Linked DNA regions of Homo sapiens: region 2 is linked to region 1. Evidence: read pairs that join two places in POLR2A ChIA-PET (ENCODE). Cell type or tissue: GM12878. All regions are shown on one strand.

Evidence for each region. Peaks named below come from ENCODE experiments on the same cell type or tissue, not always from the same donor. Only the 100,000 strongest peaks of a DNase experiment are listed, where the experiment ranks them.
Region 2: POLR2A ChIA-PET joins it to region 1 with 8 read pairs; 2 of 35 experiments call an interaction of 5 or more read pairs at or near these places.

Annotation. Positions count from the first base shown.
Region 1 is chr16:17,066,430-17,071,429 of GRCh38, forward strand. No RefSeq gene overlaps it. Among named protein-coding and RNA genes, the nearest start is that of XYLT1, 400 kb to the right of the region's middle. RefSeq lists an enhancer at 4,657-4,976. In GM12878, no CTCF peak of the experiment used is centred here; DNase peaks (open chromatin) are centred at 2,282 and 4,622; H3K4me3 peaks cover 1,264 bases; H3K27ac peaks cover 3,867 bases.
Region 2 is chr16:17,269,922-17,274,921 of GRCh38, forward strand. All of the region lies in intron 2 of XYLT1 (xylosyltransferase 1), which reads right to left. Among named protein-coding and RNA genes, the nearest start is that of XYLT1, 200 kb to the right of the region's middle. In GM12878, no CTCF peak of the experiment used is centred here; no DNase peak of the experiment used is centred here.

The sequences.
Region 1 (5,000 bases):
TCAAGAATAAAGTCCTCTGGTTACCTCCACCTGGTGCTTGGTGTGGTGCCTGACACACAGTAGGCACTTAATAATTGTTGAGCTGTCAAATGGAACTGAAATGCTGAATGACAACCAGGGAAAGGTAATTATGAGTGAAAACTTAAGTCATAGAAAGGAAACAGCCTTCTGGGCACACAGAGAACTGATGGTTTCCTTCATGATGGTATGACCATAGACAAGGCTTGTGTACAAAGGCAGCCTACCATTTACTGCATCCTTTTTGGCTGCCACAAAGCTGTAACTAAACAGGCTCAATGTTTGTGATGGGCCACTGGTTAATAATAATAACACTCTTTGAACATTTATCAAGAGCTAGATGCTTGTGCATTATCTCATTTAACTCTCATAATGGTCCCATGAACGGGGATGTTATTATTATGCTCCTTTTATAGGCTGGAAGAGATTAAGTAACTTGGCCAAGGTCACATACCTCTAATAGGGCAAGGCCAGGGTATAAATCCACCGGTCTGATTCCGAGGTCCCAGTAGTTAAGCACTCTGCTACTTACTTACCACCAGACAGTGCCGTAACGGTGGTCCCGCAAAAGTATTTTATGGTTTAGAGTTCAGGCAACACCAGTGAGAGGAACACTGATAAACTGAAGTATCTATCTTAGGAAACCAGATTAAAGTGATGGAGGGATGGATGGAGAACCTTTGTGGGAGTCTATTTATCAGGGAGAATGTAAAGACTCTCCAAGAAAAAGAAGCACCTTCAGGTCCCTTGGGGACCATCAGGGAAGCAAGAACTAGATTTGTTTTGGGTAGTTTCAGGCAAAACCTAGAAACATCATGTTTTCTCTAAGTTGACAGATTCCCATACAGTATGAAGGACACACTTTCTAACCCAGGGCTTCTCAAACATGAGTGTGCTTATGTATCACCTAGAGAGCTTGTTAATGCACACACTTCTCACCCCCTACTCCCCAAAGAGATTCTGATTCAGTACATCTGGGATGGAGTGTGACCCATTGCGCTTCTGATAAGCTTCTACATGCTGCCGTTGCTATGCTTGGGACCACACTTTGAGTGGCAATGCCCTAGACCAGGGGTCAACAAACTTTCTCTGTAAAGAGCCTGTTGTAGTTTGGATATTTGTCTCCTCGTTTTGAAATGCGATCCCCAGTGTTGTAGGTGGGACCTAGTGGGAGGTGTTTTGGTCATAGGGGTCCCTCATGAATGGCGTGGTGTAGTCCCTGCATTGAGTGAGTTCTAACTCTATTAGTTCATGAAAGATCTGATTGTTAAAAAGAGCATGGCACCCCTCCTCTCCCTCTCTTGCTCTCTGTCTCACCGTATGACTTGCCTGTTCCCTCTTTGCCTTCCTGCATGGTAAAAGCTTCCTGAGGCCTCACCAGAAGCAGAGGCTGGTGCCAGGCTTCTTGTACAGCCTGCAGAACCATGAGCTGAATACACCTCTTTTCTTTATAAATTGCCCAGCCTCAGGTATTCCTTTATAGCAATGCAAAATGGACTAATACAGAGCCTGAAAGTGAATATTTTAGGCTCCTGGAGCAACTACTCTTTCGTTGTCATGCAAAAGCAGCTATACACACAATGCAAATGAATGAGCATGTGTTTCAATAAAACTTTATTTACAAAAATAGGCAGCTAAGCCCTTCTGCATCAGTTAGTGTTCTTAGCTGGCAGCAACAGTAATCACTTGCTAGTTTAATGAGGAAATGAGTTGCTTACAGCTTCCCTTTGGGCTACCACAGAGCCTATTACCACTATCGGCTATGACCTTGTCCAGTGTTACTGATGCTTTAAGAAGACCCAAGTCCCAGGCCGGGTACGGTGGCTCATGCCTGTAATCCCAGCACTTCGCGAGGTTGAGGCAGGTGGATCACCTGAGCTCAGGAGTTCGAGACCAGCCTGGCCAACATGGTGAAACCCCATCTGTACTAAAAATACAAAAATTAGCTGGGCATAGTGGTGGTGGGCACCTGTAACCCCAGCTACTCAAGAGGCTGAGGCAAGAGAATCGCTTGAACCTGGGAGGCAGAGGTTGCAGTGAGCGAGATTGTGCCATTGTACTCCAGCCAGGGCAACAAGAGCGAAACTCCATCTCAAAAAAAAAAAAAAAAAAAAGAAAAAAGAAGACCCAAGTTCCATTTCTGCCAAGTCATCTGCTGCATCTTAGATCTCAGTTGGAAGACAGCAGAAGGGTGTGTTCTGTCTCTGTGCCTGTGTGTGGCTGACACACATGAGCAGCTCTCCTCTGAAGCTGAAAGTTGTCTACGCTCAAGTTACTCACAATGGGCAAAGTATGATGGCGGGGCATTCCCATCAAGTGCATTATTCCATCCCTCTTGCACCATACACATCAACAGAATCTGCCTTATGCAAGAGCTGATAGACACAGACAGACATGCAGGGTGCTGGGAGAGCCTTGGGTCCAATCAGTCAAGTCATCAAGTCTGGGACAAGGAGCATATAATTGAACCCAACTCAAGGCTAAACTCAAGTTCCAGGAATGCCAGAAAATCCTTATCCCCAAGAAGCAAGCCTTCATCAAATTCAGTTTAACTGTTAGTTTGAGTCATGGTGGCAGAATAACACTTGGTTGGTTATGAAGTCAAAAATAATCCCAAACGTGGTCTCTTGGATAAGAGCTGGAACCCTGGGTCATGAGGGAACTGATGTGTATTCTCTTTCTAGGGAACTCCTTGGGCTGGTTTCATCTACTTAAAACCATAACCACTGGTAATCTCTCTATTCTCTCTCATACACACACACATGTATGCTTGTACACACACACACACACACACACATATAGATTCTTACTAAAGGATATTTGTTGCAGACACTCAGAGAATCTCCAGAGAAACCTGGCTTAGAGGCCGTGGATTCAGGGACATCGCTGAAGCCCTGTGCTGGTGGAATTCCCACTACTGATATCTTGGGCCAGGAACTGCATTCTGGGAACCAGCACTGGGTATGGGATGCTATTGCAGGGATCTCTGCCTTTGTTATCTCTGGAAGCTGGACATTCCTACTGCTCCTCTCTCTGGGATAGATTCTGTGTGGGAACTAGAGGAAAAGTCTCACACAGATATGACTGAATGGTGGACCCTAGGCCACACGCCTCTGCCCTCTCTGCAAAAGCTTCTAGGAAAGAAAGTTTTAAGCTTCTGCCACAACGTGGGTAAACGCTTCAAACAAAAGAAGGGTACACAGAGAAGCAGAGTGATAAAGAGGGATTTTACAGTGCCCATTATACCTCTGAAGACAGCTTTTTGGGATTAGGTTCAAGGCATCTAGGGCCTTTATCCAGTGTTTTTTCTACTTTTCCCCTCTTTTTAAATTAACCTCAAGTTTCTTCCATATCCTTTATGTTCTTGAGCCCTCAACACACACACACGCACACACACACGTCAATTTCTCCCCACTACCAGTCCCTCAGGAAGGGCTTAGCTTAGTCATAAAAATGAAACCCAAATTATTAGCAAAGCAAAATCTGCTTCTCTCTTTCCTAGAGAGAAGGAATCCTTCAGTTCTCAAAAACACATGGTAGATAGTTTAAAAAAAAATTGAGAAAGAATTTGAGTTGAACAATTCATATTATAATACAAAGTTAACTTCAGACCATTTAATAATCAAAATTGCAAACAAATTGGTTTGAATTGCAGCAAGACAGCTTTCTGGTTTTCAGGCTTGTGGCAACATGGAATTCCTTTCCTGGAGGTCTTTAGGGAATTGGCTGGATCTACCAAGTGGGCTGGCATAATTATGTCATCTTTGGGTGTGGAGATAGAGAAGTGGATCAAATAAATGGCGTTCACATGTCCCTGCTAGCCTTGCTTGAATACTGTTAGTGTGTAGTACCCACATCTAGGAGATGGCGGTGCAACGCTAAACATTCCAGCGAGGACAGACTCACAAGTGCTCGCATGTCTGGCGGGAGAGGCAGAGGTAGCTGGAACCAGGAACAAAGGACTGAGTCTGGGGTTGGGTTAACTACTGCTTATTTTATTTTATTTATTTGTTTTGGTACAGAGTCTCATTCTATTGCCCAGGCTGGAGCGCAGTGGTGTGATCTCAGCTCACTGCAGCCTCCGCCTCCCGGGTTCAAGTGATTCTCTTGCCTCAGCCTCCTGAATAGCTGGGACTACAGGCGCTCACCACCATGCCTGGCTAATCTTTGTATTTTTAGTAGAGACAGGGTTTCATCATGTTGGTCAGGCTGATCTCGAACTCCTGACCTTGTGATCCGCCCACCTCAGCCTCCCAAAATGCTGGGATTACAGGCGTGAGCCACTGTGCCGGGCCCTACTGCTTATTTTATCCCCAATCCAACCCCAATAAGTTTTGCGATTGCTAGAGACCCCGAAATTGCCAGAGTAGTTGAGGAGTACTCTAACATTTTCTCTGACTCTTAGTTAAACATTGGCAACTTTTCCGAGACTATAAATTTGACTGGGGCCCAGTCATTTCTCTCTTTGTAGTCTGTGAAAATTAACTGAGTCTGCAGGGGCTGCAATCACCGCCAAAAACCGCAAGTGTGGGCTGTTCCTCCACACTGACAAAAATAACAGCTAATTAGGCTGCAACACCCCAAGGAAAGTGAACTTACGCCACCAATCGCAGGATGGCATGCAAAACGTCGCCATGGCAACCGGCATTTACAGCTCTTCAATTTTAATATATCAAAGGCTAAGGGTAATTTCCCAGCGAGAATACAGGAGGGTGGATTTCTCCCCTCTTTATTCTTTCTGCCGGTCTTTTGCCAGTACTGTGAGTACGGAAGCTCTATTCCTGTGGCAACAGGTTTTAAAGGAAGAGAGCCTTGTGAAAGCATGAAACACCTGGCGTGGGACTCCTGGAAATGCTGGGTGCCTCGGGAGGCGCAGGGAGAAAGGCATGGCATTCTTCTTAGAGTCTAGGCTGGGTGAACAGAGCTGAGAGGAGGTGAAGTGTGAGCTGTGAACTTTTGCCCTCAATTGCAGGTGAACTTTC
Region 2 (5,000 bases), 200 kb after region 1:
CTGCCTCAGCCTCCTGAGTAGCTGGAATTACAGGCGTGTGCCACAATGCCCAGCTAATTTTTTTTGTATTTTTAGTAGAGATGGGATTTCACCATGTTGGTCAGGCTGGTCTCGAACTCCTGACCTCGTGATCCACCTGCCTTGGCCTCCCAAAGTGCTGGGATTACAGGCGTGGGCCACCGCACTCTGCTTCCTTCTCTCTTTAAAACACCCAGTCACCTCTGAACAAATCCAAGTTGAGTTCAGTTCCATGCTGGATGCTTTTCCTATTGCAACAGGCATTACTGATTAAATGTGCCCTTACCCCTTTCATAGGGTCTGGCTTTGTTTATGTTTGACGCAGCCCAAGGCCACCTAGCCTGGACCTCAAGCCTACAAGGCTAAGTCCTTGGGGTAAAAACCAAAGAGCCCAGCAAAGCGTGCTCAGAGCCCAGCCCCTGACTTAACCCACTCCCCTCTTCCCAACCCCACCAGGGGGACATGACAGTGACAGTCACAGCGCTCAGAGCACCCAAGGGACTGCAGGCAGGTGGCAGGGAAAGATCTGAACTGGCATCTCCTGGCTCTTTCCCTATCAGCATAAGAGACAGCTGTGTGGTACAGAGATACACAGCAGAGGGCGAAATAATGGCAGAGGAGAAAAAGACGAAAAGGAAGGAAATGCAAGAGAAAATGGAACGAGAAGAAGAAACAAACATCAGCTATTGTTTACTATGTGCTGATTACCTACCAGGCACGGAGCTAAGCCCGTGGCTTGGCATCGCTATTCATTCCTCAAAATTATCTCAAAAAGTAGGTCAGGGGTCAGCAAAACACCCTACCACCTGCTTTTGTCAATAAAGTTCTTCCAGGACACAGCCATGCCCATTCGTGCACACACTGAAGGTGGTGCTTTTGTGCTAGGACGGCAGAGTTGTGTAGCTATGACAGAGACTACATGCCCAGAAAAGCCAACATCTGGCTCTCCGCAGAAAAAATGAATGCCCCTTCAAATGGGGCCAGTGAGGCTGAGCCAGGCTTGCCCAAGGTCACTCGGTGGGTAAGAGGCAGGGTCAGAAGTGACGCACAGGAGTCAGACTCCAGAGACAACATGAGGTTGCAAAGTCAGACCCAAGGACAGAGGGAGAGAGAGCAGAGCCTTCCAGAAATGACAACAACCATGTCTGTTTTGGAACAAAATGCCTCACACACAGAAGAGCTTTTCTATGGAGAGAGGCCTCCTAACTGTTTTTTGTTTGTTTGTTTGTTTGTTTGTTTTTAAGTGTCCCGAAGGCTGGCCTCTTCTTCGTTACTATTTGAACACAGTTTGCCTCTAATTAATTGCAGCATTCCATTGCGTTATTCCACAGTTATGGCCACAATACCCAAAGATCCAGAGAGAAAGGGGGTGTGGTAGAGACACAGAGAGAGAGACACACAGAGAAAGACACAGAGAGAGAGAGACACAGAGAGACAAAGAGAGAGACACAGAGAGAAAGATACAGAGAGAAAGATACAGAGAGAGACACAGAGCAAGAGACACAGAGAGAGAGACAGAGAGGGAGACACACACACAGATAGGCACAGAGAGAATGTGAACAACCCAGTCTTGCTTTAATAATAAAGCCTTCTGCGTACCTCTCAGGCAGGGTTTCTCAAGGACAGCGCTGTTGACATTTGGGGCTGGATAACTCTTTGTTTTAGGGGCTATCTTGTACATTGCAGGGTATCTAGCAGCATCTGTGAGCTTTACCCACTAGACCCCAGTCATGTGCCCTTGTTACAACCAAAAATGTCTCCAGACCATTGTCAAATGTCTCCTGGAGTAGGAGTGGGGCAAAATCACCTTCCCACCCCCGACCCCTGCTGGGAACCAGGGCTCAAGGGCCCATACTGGCCGATCTCAGCTGCTCAAATCCTGTTCCCATTCAGAAACAGCCTTTCTTTCCCTCATTTTCCAACAGAAACAGACCCTGGCATCCAGCCAGAGCAGTCAGAATAGGAGAGAGGCTGGTATGAAGAGAGCTGGCTGGAGAAAGGGCCAGAGTTAACCAAGGAAGGGTATTCCAGAGGGGACAGAGGGAGGAGGCTGGCTGGGGTGACCAGGGAGAAATGGCAGCTGCATGAGGAAAGCGGGAGAAGTTAGGGTTCCCGCTAGGGAAGGATGACACAGAAGAGGAGGGACACATTCATTTGGGCAGTGGATAGTCTTTGAGTTGATGGCATGTCTTTTAATTTATTTTTTGTTGTTGGTTTTTTTTTTTTTTTTTTTTTTTTTTGAGACAGAGTCTCGCTTTGTCACCCAGGCTGGAGTGCAGTGGCACGATCTTGGCTCACTGCAACCTCGGCCTCCAAGGTTCAACAAAATCCTCCCACCTCAGCCTCCCAAGTAGCTGGGATTACAGATGCGCATCACCATGCCCGGCTAATTTTTTGTACTTTTAGTAGAGACGCGGTTTCACCATGTTGGCCAGGCTGGTCTCGAACTCCTGACCTCAAGTGATCTGCCTCCCTTGGCCTCCCAAAGTGCTAAGATTACAGGCTTTGAGCCACTGCGCCCGGCCATGTCTCTTAATTTAAGCCAGAAGCCACAACCGGGACCAATGGCTCCTTCAGGCACACAGGTGTCTGGTTCACTCTGTAGACTGTTTTCATTTGTTTAACTTAATCTCGGCCCACATTTCAAAATCTAGAGATTTCATCTAAAACTTTGGATTTCTGCCCCTTCTGGAAACATCAGGGACCTGACAACACTGAGCTTAGATTTCTACGCATGACAGTTGTCTTGAGGCTAAGTAGCGGTCCCATGGTCTCCAGAAGGGGCATCTGCTCTGTCCGGCCCGGCCAGTGTCCCCTTAGCCCTCTGGCATGTCTGCACGCGGTGACACTGCTTCCCACCAATGACACAGGCTCTTCCGGGAGGCCTTCTACCTCCTGAGCTTTGCCTCGGAGATCTCAGAACCCCAAAAGATCCTTGTATTCCAGAGTGTTTGATGGAGGTGGCATTGTCCCTAATGAGGTGTTCTGGAAGCGTGTGGTGGCATTTCCAGTTATCACAATGATTGGGGGATGCTGTTGGCAATGAGTGGGTGGGAGAACATCAGAAACCCAGCAGGACAGGGGAACACTCGTGGCTGGACAATGAAGAGCTGTCCTGCATCCTGCACATCTTCTGAACGTCCCCAGATGTCCTGTGCGTAAACAACTCATTTATAATTATCCAGGCCAGGAGCCTAACTTAGATTTACATATGATACAACATTATTATGAATGGTTTTAACATAGCTGAATTTTCTAGGAAAGTAACTACTGTTTCACTCAAGAAGAGATTTTATATCACTTAGTTTGACCACAGTTTCAGAAAATTACATCATCAAAGGCCACACAAGCTGTGGCTGTGAGTCACCAACACACACATCCATTCCCCGCCTGCATTTGTAACTACTGAATTCTCACTGACTCAATACGCAGTAGCTGACCTCTTCATGTATCCTCCAGCCCCTTGCAACCAAGTGTGGACCACTGGCCAGCAACATCTGCATCACCTGGGAACGTGTTAGATGTGCAGAATCTCAGGCCCCAGCCTGGACCACAGGAATCAGGGTCTGCACATTAACAGCATCCCCAAGCAATTCGTCTGCACATCAAAAATTGAGAAGTACGCCAGGCATGGTGGCTCATGCCTGTAATCCCAGCACTTTGGAAGTCCGAGGTGGGCAGATCACTGGAGTTCAGGAGTTCGAGGCCAGCCTGGCTAACATGATGAAACCCTGTCTCTACTGAAAATATCAAAATTAGCCAGTTGTAGTGGTGGGTGCCTGTAATCCCACCTACTCGGGAGGCTGAGGCAGAAGGATCGCTTGAACCCGGGAGGCAGAGGTTGCAGTGAGCCAAGATCATGCCACTGCACTCCAGCCTAGGCGTCACAGTGAGAATCTGTCTCAAAAAAAAAAAAAAAAAATTGAGAAGTGCTAATGTTGTTGCACCCATCATTCATTCGGTCAGTCAGTCAGTCATTCGTTTATTTTGGAGACAGGGTCTCGATCTGTCGTCCAGGCTGGAGCGCAGTAGCATGATCTCGGCTCACTGCAACCTCTGCCTCCCGGGTTCAAGTGATTCTCCTGCCTCAGCCTCCCAAGTAGCTGGAATTACAGGTGCACGTCACCATGCCTGGCTAATTTTTGTATTTTTAGTAGAGACAGCGTTTCACCATGTTGGCCAGGCTGGTCTGGAACTCCTGACCTCAAGTGATCCACCTGCCTCAGCCTCCCAAAGTGCTGGGATTACAGGCATCATCATTTAAATAATAAAACATATTATCTGTTTATAAATTGCTGTCATATATTTCTTCTTCATACTATTTTAGCAGTCTATTGATCTTTTTTAGAGTTGTGGGTGTTTAAGTAGGATAGAATAAGGCTGGATTTCATTTCTGGTTGGGTGAAAGGAATGTTTTAAAAGATTTGTGACATTGAGCAGGGCTGGGTCTGCTGGGGTTAAAATCACAGGTTTATTCATTCCACATATGTTATTTGGGTGTCCACTCCCTGACAGATGGGGCAGGGGAAAAGGATATAGGAAGGGGAACTAAAGTATGCTTCCTGCTGTTGGTGGAATTCTGAGAAAAGAGAGGAAAGTAAGTATGAATATAAGTTATTTTAATATAGGACCAAAAGGGAGTGTAGGGATGGGTGTGCTCAGGATTTGAATTTCATCAAGGGTGTGGAGCCTCACATGGTCTGGGGTCCAAGGAGAATGGAGGAGACTTCACAGAGAAAGCAGTTTTCCAGCCTCATCTTGAGAAGAAAGGAGCAAGACAGACAAAGGAAAAAAGGGCTTTCCAGGCAAGGGCAAAGCATGTGCAAAGGTGTGGTGAGAGGACCAGCCCAACTCCTTTTATAATAACAACGATCCCAGCTAACACTTAGTGAACATTTACTCTAATGACTGAGCTACACACTTTATATAGATTATCTTTAAAACTCTCAGAGCAGGGCCGGGCACGGTGGCTCACATCTGAA